Linked DNA regions of Homo sapiens: region 2 is linked to region 1. The links are chromatin contacts, found by Hi-C or POLR2A ChIA-PET in ENCODE. All regions are on one chromosome and are shown on one strand. The core of a region is the stretch at or near the end of the contact, and the rest is flanking DNA. Distances in the headings are between cores, read along the strand shown. Region 1 holds the start of PLAC8 (placenta associated 8). Region 2 holds the start of KLHL8 (kelch like family member 8).

The links. Hi-C counts contacts between places; a loop is a spot of excess contacts on that map. ChIA-PET counts read pairs that join two places held with the same protein, here RNA polymerase II (POLR2A). Pooled maps may share reads with other maps.
Region 2: a loop to region 1 is called in a pooled map, with 4 times the contacts of the local background. The contact joins the promoter of KLHL8 here to the promoter of PLAC8 in region 1. A Hi-C loop is called at or near these places in 2 of 50 pooled maps. POLR2A ChIA-PET finds 5 or more read pairs at or near these places in 2 of 52 experiments (activated B cell and activated CD4-positive, alpha-beta T cell).

What each region holds. Positions count from the first base shown.
Region 1 is chr4:83,113,284-83,118,117 of GRCh38, forward strand. It overlaps PLAC8 (placenta associated 8), which reads right to left and starts at 1,446. Exons shown (of 5, transcript NM_016619.3): 1 at 1,383-1,446.
Region 2 is chr4:87,218,371-87,222,871 of GRCh38, forward strand. It overlaps KLHL8 (kelch like family member 8), which reads right to left and starts at 2,248. Exons shown (of 10, transcript NM_020803.5): 1 at 2,048-2,248. RefSeq lists an enhancer at 1,250-1,862 and silencers at 1,368-1,637, 1,978-2,467.

The DNA of each region.
Region 1 (4,834 bases), core at 196-2,695:
GCGATGAAGCCCATGCTAGACCCTCTCGCATTCCCGGGAGCACATTCCAAACTAGCTCCTCTCCCTTCAGGTGCGGGCCTGTGCAGTATCCTGGGCACTTCACAAGATTCTAATGCCAGTGGCCTTGCAGAGCACATTTTGTAACCCACGACCAGTGGCCTTATTTTTCTTCTGTTACTAATAACTACAGATCCAATTTAATTCAGCAAATATTTTATTGAGTGCCAGGGTGTGTAAACGTGTTGGGCTGGATTTGGTAAGGGCTAAGGAGATGCCTGAGGTTTCCTATCTGTGGCCAGCAGTTCTGCCCGTTGTGGTGTGACCACACAGCTGTTTTGTTCCATGCCATCTTTAACCCCACAGGAGCAGAGAGAGTGATTAAAAAAAAGTTGGCAGGGGCCACCTTGGAAAATGCAGGAAAAATGGGGGCAGGAGGTAGTGAAATGGGAATCTTGGTGGGCAAGCTTTGGAGAATGAGACTAGAATACCTTTCTTTAGGAAGTTCTGTGGAATGGTCTCAATGTCAGGAAATCTTGCAGTATTTGGCTCATATTTTAAACACCTTAATTTTATCTATTAGTTAAGAATCAATCTTGTATTTGTCTCTCCTTTCTATGAGCACTTCACTCCTGAGGACAGCCCACTATCTTAATAAAATACATTAATATTAATATAATACATGATATTAATTATAGTAATATTAATACATATTATTAATATTGATTAATCCAGATACTAGACATATTATTGAGATTTTTCTCTTCTACTGTTTATTGATGTTAAATTTCATTTTTTTGCTTTGATTGAAACATTTCCATTTCATAATCTCTCCATCTCTCTTTATACATATAAATGAAGCACCAGAATTTAATTTTGAAGAATTCTAGTCTGTTTTTCTTACTTTCATAGTGAGAATTCAAGAATTCTTATAATTCATTAGCTAAATCTACAAAATTCCATATCTTGTTTCTAAATACTTTGAATGGATAAAATAGAATATTTGTAAAGCAGAAAGAAATTAGACCGGCATAAGTCAACATGCATACATATTGAAATAAAGAGTGAAATTAATGATCATGTTACTAAATACAATGTATAATATGTGTTTGCTGCAGAAAGCAGCAATTGATGAGGATTCAAGGCTGGGATCTTACACTACTTTGAAAAGCCTGGCATTTGGCAAAATGCTTAGCAAGAAATTGTTGAATTTGACTAAATGTATAAATTTAAAGCAATTAGATAAGAAAACCTTAGTCTTTTAGCTGAAACTCAAAATATAACATGCTAAGAAAAAAACAAGAAAATCAAATAACTTTTAAAGAAAGCTTTTTTTTTTTGAATGCTAAGTTTTTAAAACAAGTTCTTACTTGTAAAGTACTTACAATTAGTAAACAAGGTTCCGAGCAGGAAATGTCTTGTGGCCTGGGAGAGAATCTCACCACAAATGAAAACTACGTGAAAGGGGAGAGGTAACTGTGTTTCTATCGCAGGGCATAGTACATAGAACAGTTTCAGACGCTCTTATTGGCCAGAGTAATCCAGCAGAAGTGGTTTCAATGTGTGTTTCTCTTATCTGGAGAATGAATATATCTCTTGCCAAATAAGGTGTGTTTCTTTTCCTATATTGTGTTAGGTACACTGATACGTCTTTTTAATGGGGAAAGGATTTAATTCATTATATAGTTTGATTGGTTTTACATGTCTGGCAGAGCTTACTGTTGTTTTTTTGTGTTTGTTTTTTGTTATCTTTGTGGGGAAAAAAAAGATCATTATTGTTTCAGATTATATAGTAGTTGGCATCTCAAGCATCCTTTAATGGTATCAACTTACAGATACTGAACATTAAAATAGGCCAAGCATTATCAATGACTTGTTAATGACTTTGATAGTTAGGCCTTATTTTTTCAATTTTAGAGGTGAGGAAACAAGCTCAGATTCTTGAGCTGACTTTCAGAGGCCACATAGCTAACAAGTTACTCACCTAGGATTTTAGCTCATGTCAGCTCAGCTCCAAACTATGGCTCTTTTTACAATGTTGCATCCAATTTCTTTGTACCTTTTTAATTATTCTTCTTATTGGTGGTATTACTATTTCTTTCTTTTGAAATTTTTATTCATAGTCTTTGAATTTCTGATCCCATAGTTTAAACTATCAAAAGACAAAATTACAACAAATTTAGTTTAGAAGATGTAATTGCCTTTTATTTGCAATTCTAGAATCAAGCAACACATCATTCTATAAAATAGAATGAGTGTCCTGGTGAGTATGAAGAAAGCGGAAACAGAGAAAAAAAGATAGATTGGTTGTTTCAAAGTTACTTTCCTTATAGGACTAAAACAGAGAGGACTTCCTTACTACACTGACTGAGGTTGACTGAAATCTCCTGTTTTTTGGAAAACTGGTCCATTTCAAAGTTCAGTTTGATTATATGTCACTTAGCACAAGCGACTTCATTCTGGTTTGGTCTGATTTTCTGGGGCCTAGAGCAGGAGGCTAGTCCATAACAATGGCCTCTCATAAACTTTGTTTAACAAAACCTTTCAGAAATGAGGGTGGGCCGGCACAGTGGGAGGCCCAGGCGGAGGACTGCTTAAGGTCAGAGTTCAAGACAAGCCTGGCCAACACAGTGAGACCTTGTCTCTAAAAAAAAACAAAAACAAAAACAAAAAATTAAAAAATTAGCCAGACATGGTGGTAAGTGCCCGTAGGCTTGTAGTCCCCGCTACTTGGAAGGCTGAGGCAGGAGGATTGCCTGAGCCCAAGAATTTGAGGTTACAGTGAGCTGTGTTGTGTCACCACACTCCAGCCGGAGTGACAGCAAGACCGTGTCTCTAAAAAAAAAAAAAAATTAAGAAATGAGAGTGGCCAGCTTTCCTGTCATTCACTCTGAAGTTTTTGCGGATGGGAAATCTTTCCCACTAGAACAAGGCTATTGTGTGAGGTTGTACAGTGAGAATGTGTGGCATTATGGCAGACTCTAAGTGCTTAGAGTCCCTTTTCAGTCCCAATTCCTAGCTGCCATCTGCTAGCCACTTAACATTTCTATGCCTCAGGTTCCTTGTCAAATGAGCGTAATAATTGCACCTACCCCACAGGATTGTAGGGAAAATTCAAAAAATTAATACATGCAAAACATTTAAAACAGTGCCTAACACATAATCAATATTAGGGGAAACAAAGAAACAAAGAAATCTGAAGAAGGAGAAAGAAAAAGAGACATGTGGAATTCCAGATAGCCTATTTTCTTCCAAATACTATGTATAAACTCCACAATAAAAAGATGGCAACATGGCCAGGTGTGGTAACTCACACCTGTAATCCCAGCACTTTGGGAGGCCAAGGCGGGAGGATCACTTGAGCCCAGGAGTTTGAGACCAGCCTGTGCAACATAGTGAGATCTCATCTCCTTTTTTCAAATAAATAAATAAAATAAAAAATTAAAAAATTGAAAAATCAAAAAGATGTCAACAAATATGTACTAGTTATTTATTGTATTAAAGGGGGAAAGTACATCTTAAAAATCGGTAAGCTTGGCCGGGCACGGTCACTCATGCCTGTAATTCCAGCACTTTAGGAGGCCGAGGCAGGCAGATCACCTGAGGTCGGGAGTTTGAGACCAGCCTGACCAACATGGAGAAACCTCGTCTCTACTAAAAATACAAAATTAGCTGGGCGTGGTGGCGCATGCCTATAATCCCAGCTACTCAGTAGGCTGAGGCAGGAGAATTGCTTGAACCCGGGAGGCAGAGGTTGTGGTGAGCCGAGATCACGCCATTGCACTCCAGCCTGGGCAACAAGAGCAAACCTCCGTCTCAAAAAAATAAAAAATATGTCTGGGCGGGGTGGCTCATGCCTGTAATCCGAGCACTTTGGGAGGCCGAGGCGGGCGGATGACCTGAGGTCGGGAGTTCGAGACCAGCCTGACCAACATGGAGAAACCTCGTCTCTACTAAAAATACAAAATTAGCCGGGCTTGGTGGCACATGCCCGTAATCCCGGCTACTTGGGAGGCTGAGGCAGGAGAATTGCTTGAACCTGTTAGACAGAGGTTGCAGTGAACCGAGATTGCGCCATTGCACTCCAGCATGGGCAACAGAGCGAGACTCTGTCTCAAAATAAATACATAAATAAATAAAATAAAAAATAAAAAAATAACATCCAGGCCGGGCGCAGTGGCTCACGCCTGTAATCCCAGCACTTTGGGAAGCCGAGGTGGGCAGATCACAAAGTCAGGAGTTCGAGACCAGCCTGGCCAATATAGTGAAACCCCGTCTCTACTAAAAATACAAAAAAATTAGCCAGGCATGGTCGTGGGCACCTGTAGTCCCAGCTACTCGGGGAGCTGAGGCAGGAGACTTGCTTGAACCCGGAAGGTGGAGGTTGCAGTGAGTCGAGATTGCACCACTGCACTCCAGCCTGGGTGATAGAGCAAGACTCTGTCTCAAAAAAAAAAAAAAAAAAAAACACCACCCAGCCTTGACAAAGTTTTACAAACTGATAGTAGACTGGTTGATTTTTGGTGGCATTATAAATTGGTACTATCTTTTAGAAAGGCAATATTGGCCACATAGTATATAGAAGAACAAAAAAAATACTTACATTTTGGTCCTCCAGTTTCATCAAGAGTGAGTGCCTTCTTAAATTCTGTGCCCGTAGGGACCTTGTTTGCCTCACCCTGGTCCTGGTCCTGAATGAATGCATGAAGGAAAGAGGTCAAATTACATCAAGGCCATGTCCATCTTTACCATTATGTTACCCAGAATGGGGAATAATGGATCTTATATGTTCAGTCCATCTTTTTAAGGTATGCTGGGAGCAATTGGAGGGCAACAC
Region 2 (4,501 bases), core at 998-3,497, 4.1 Mb after region 1:
CATGCCCAGCTAATTTTTTTGTATTTTTAGTAGAGATGGGGTTTCACCATGTTGGCCAGGATGGTCTTGATCTCCTGACCTCTTGATCCGCCCGCCTCGGCCTCCCAAAGTGTTGGGATTACAGGCGTGAGCCACCGCGCCCGGCCCTAACTTTCTTCTTAATGAATGAAGAAATACTGTTTTTAAAAAATAACCCTCACTGAATGTGAACTGAGTTTCTTGTCAAAAAATGTGCAATTATTACAGAATATATCATCTTAACCAATTATCAGTAATCTTATCAAATGCTAAAAGAATTGGCAGCTTTAAAAATTAAAATGATGAAGCTAAGTGCTCATATGTAGTTGAATAGAGTATCCTTAGACTTTTTTTTTCTTTTTTTGAGATGGAGTCTCACTCTGTCGCCCAGGCTGGAGCGCAGTGGCATGATCTCGGTTCACTGCAACCTCCGCCTCCCGGGTTCAAGCCATTCTCCTGTCTTAGCCTCTCGAGTAGCTGAGACTACAGGCATGTGCCACCACGCTCAGCTAATTTTTGTTATTTTTAGTAGAGATGGGGTTTCACCATGTTGGCCAGACTGGTCTCGAAAATCCTGACCTCAAGTGATCCCCCCGCCTCAATCTCCCAAAGTGCTGGGATTACAGGCGTGAGCCACTGCACCCGGCCCCTGAGACACCTCTTTTTATATTTAGGCTTACGCAATTTTGGTATCTTGAAAGCAATTTTTTTAAAAAGTGACGAAATAAATAAAGTGACTAAAAGTTTGAAGTTTGAACTGGGTCAGTTTGACAAATTAAGAAGGGTGCCAGGAGGAAGTCTGAGGAAAAGCAGCAGCTTAATGCCACCGCCATCTCCAAGCAGCGTTCCAGGCGCCAGCACTGTTAGCAGCAGTCCTCTGCGTACCCAAGAGTACCGCAGGGCCAGAACACGAGAAAGATGCGCGAAGAGGATTTCCTTCTAGAGAGAGAATAAAGAACACCAAGAGTCCAACAATTACCATCTTGTATAGGAGAAAAACAATGCAAAGGAAAAAACGTGCAACCAGCAGATAAAATACTTATGTCAACCCAGGTTCTAAGGACCTTTTCCCAAAGTATCCCTCTAAACTGGTAACATTAGCTTAGGGCAGAGTCAAGAAGAAAGTTATGCCATTAACACAGATGAAAATACTGAACGTTTTCTATGAAAAGTCACCCGATTAAACACTGCCAAGAGGGAAAAACAGTGCAAGTCCAGTAAAGCACGAGACACGTAGAAAATTCAAGCTATGTAGCCAAATCGCTCTCTCTGAAGAAAACAGCAAGCCAACTGAACCCAGCACGGAGTGGAAGGCGTAAAGAGCTGTCATCGTGGCGGTAACAACTCCACCGGGCGGCTGAGCGTCTAGAAAGAGGCTGCGGTTCCTGGTTCCACATCAGGAGGCACTCTCCACAAGGTCTACACCGCCGCTCCCGGGAAGGCACCTCCAGGGCGGCCAGCAAGCCCCCCGAGTGGGGACAGGCAGTGCCTTCCTCGCCTCGTCCCCGCGCGGCGTGGCCCGGAGGTGGCCCACTCGCCCCGCCCCCGCAGGCCGCGGCTCCAGGGGGCGTCCGGCCGCCCTCCCGGGGCCCCGAACCCGCGCCAGCCGCACCGCGCCTGCCCTCTTCCTGGACCCCGCGAAGCACCTGCCTGGGCCCCTCTTCGAAAGACTGGGAGGAAGGAGTCAAGGAGCTGCCGGGGAGGCTGACAGAGCCAGAGGCTGGAGCTCCCCTACGGGAGCCGGGAGCATAACCCTGCTCCTCCCGCCAATGGGGGCGACAAAAGCCGTGGAAGGTTGCTCAGGGGCTGGATCTCCTGCTGTCCGGGCCCCAAGCCCTCTCAGCTGTGGAGTTTCGGTTGGTGCACGAGGGCTCGAATTTCCTCCGCACACCGGAGACCCAAGACGGGACGGTGTTGCGACTTGGGGGCTGGGGTGAGGGAGGGCTCGGCGCGAGCGGACGGCACCGCACAAAGGAAGAGGGGACTGAGGGGAGACGAGGGGACTGAGGGGAGACGAGCGTCCCGTTACCTCGATCCTCGACCCTGTTCTTCCTGATGTCGCTAAGGTTGCAGCCACGTTACCACGCTCCCAGAGCCCCGGCCGCCCTCAGCGGAACCTCACCAACCCCGCGCGAGCACCCGGCGGACGCGCGCTCTCCTGCGCGGCCCCGCGGAGCCCCGGCGGGCGCTTGGCGTCCTCTCGCCTCAGCCCCCGCGAGCCGCGGCCTCTGGGGGCGGGGCGGGCTGGGCGGGGCTGCGCACGGCACTCTGGGAAGTGTGGTTCTCGGGACCTCCTCCCCGAGGCCACCCCCACGGCCTCGCCCCCGCGGCTCCCTAGTGGGCGGCCGGGTCTCAGGGACTGGGCAGTGTTGCCCGGCCTGGTGAAGGCGGACCAGGGCGTGGCGGAGGTCCCCATAACAAATCTTGAAATAAAACACTGCCTAAATACCTTTGAGCTTATCCATGCTTCACTTCTGCGGCGGTACAAAATTTAGTTTCTTTGTATGTCCATCAAATCCCCTTCTGCGGTTGTGAGTGTTCCTGGGATTTATGTCTTTGAAAAAAGAAGGGGAAAAAAAGGTTTGCATTTATTCCTGTGTCACTTTCACCACGTGCTCTACAAAGGATATACAAAACAACTGTGTTTATAAATACACACCCACAGTTTGTAAACCTAAGGAAGCAGTTGATTGACCTGAGAGCTCGCTGCTAAAAAGCAGTGCAAGTGGCCATGCGCGGTGGCTCACGCCTGTAATCCCAGCACTTTGGGAGGCTGAGGCGGGCGCATCACGAGGTCAGGAGTCGAGACCATCCTGGCCAACATGGTGAAACTCCGTCTGTACTAAAAATACAAAAATTAGCTGGGCGTGGTTGTGCGTGCCACCAATCCCAGCTATTCGCAAGGCTGAGGCAGGAGAATTGCTTGAACCCGGGAGTCGGAGGTTGCAGTGAGCTGAGATTGTGCCATTGCACTCCAGCCTGGCGACAGAGCAAGACTCCGTCTAAAAAAAAAAAAAAAAAAAAAAAAAGCAATGCAAGTAAAAGTGCTGTTGAAATGAATTAATTTTTCTATAATGTCAATAAAGTGGAATGTGTGAGGCGGGAGATCAAGAGACAGCAAAAAAACAAAATTTTTTTTAAAGAAAGATATTCCCCTAAATGTGTCTTTTGCCAGACTAACCTCAAACTTTCACAATCCTAGGAGTCTATTTCAGAATAAATTTAATCCTAGGACCTTTATTAATATTAACACATATGAACATTAGCACATTGATTTTAATAGAAATGAACATATATATATCTGTATATATATATGCATCTTCTATAAAAACCCCAAAGCAACTATTTGAATTTGAAATTTTATTTCTAGAAAAAAAATCACATTTTTTACATTGAAATATAAATAATTCTTAATATTTCAAAATATTCCTCTTTAGAGCATTAGTATTTTGCACATTTAATGCAAATACCTTTAGAAAAATAGAGTAAGATGAGTTTTAAAGAAGTATGCAGTGAAGAAAAGTCATAAAATGTGTCTGGAACGTGATGTAAAAATTGTTGGGACTCAGAAATCGATACCCCAAAATATGGTGCTTTGCCGCGCTGAACTGAGGAAGCAGCTTCAAGGTGTCTCTTACCTTCCCCATTACCCCTCCTGCCTCTCAATTCTTTGTCTCTCCCAAAGCACCAAATGATGTCGTTCTCTGAATTTCCCTTATCTGCCTAGAAACTAGACCTGCCAAAGAGGAACATATTTGCCTTACCTGATTTTTCATTTACTTAACTCATATTGGAGGAAGAAAGACTGAAGTCTGTCAACACTCTTGGACAGACTTTTGTCACAAACTATTGTCTGCTGTATGGGCTCAACACACTTTTTCCCAGGCCATTGTATGTTCCCCATTTTCCCCTAAAAGTCCTTTACTATACCTTAAGTTGCCACATTTCCCCAATCTCCCTTTCCCCCATAAAGAAGAGTATATAAACGTCTCTACCCCATTGAGTCATTGGGTAATCATTCTCCTGAAATCTCCCTGTGTTATGCACATTAAAATAAATTTTGTATGTCTTTTTTCCTATTAGTCTGCCATTTGACAGTTGATTTTTCAGTGAACCTTCCAAGGGAAAAGGGAAAGCTTCCCTGTATTCCCTTTATTAAACATAAAACACAATATGTATTTTATTTATTTATTTATTTTATTTTATTTTTTTGAGACGGAGTTTTGCTCTTGTCGCCCAGGCTGGAGTGCAGTGGCACAATCTCAGCTCACTGCAACCTCCACCTCCCAGGTTCAAGTGATTCTCCTGCCTCAGCCTCTGCAATAGTTGGGATTACAGGTGTCTGCCACCACGCCCGGCTAATTTTTGCATTTTTAGTAGAGACAGGGTTTTACCATGTTGGCCAGGCTGGTCTCGAACACCTGACCTCAAGTGATCCACTCGCCTCAGCCTCCCAAAGTGCTGGGATTACAGGCATGAGCCA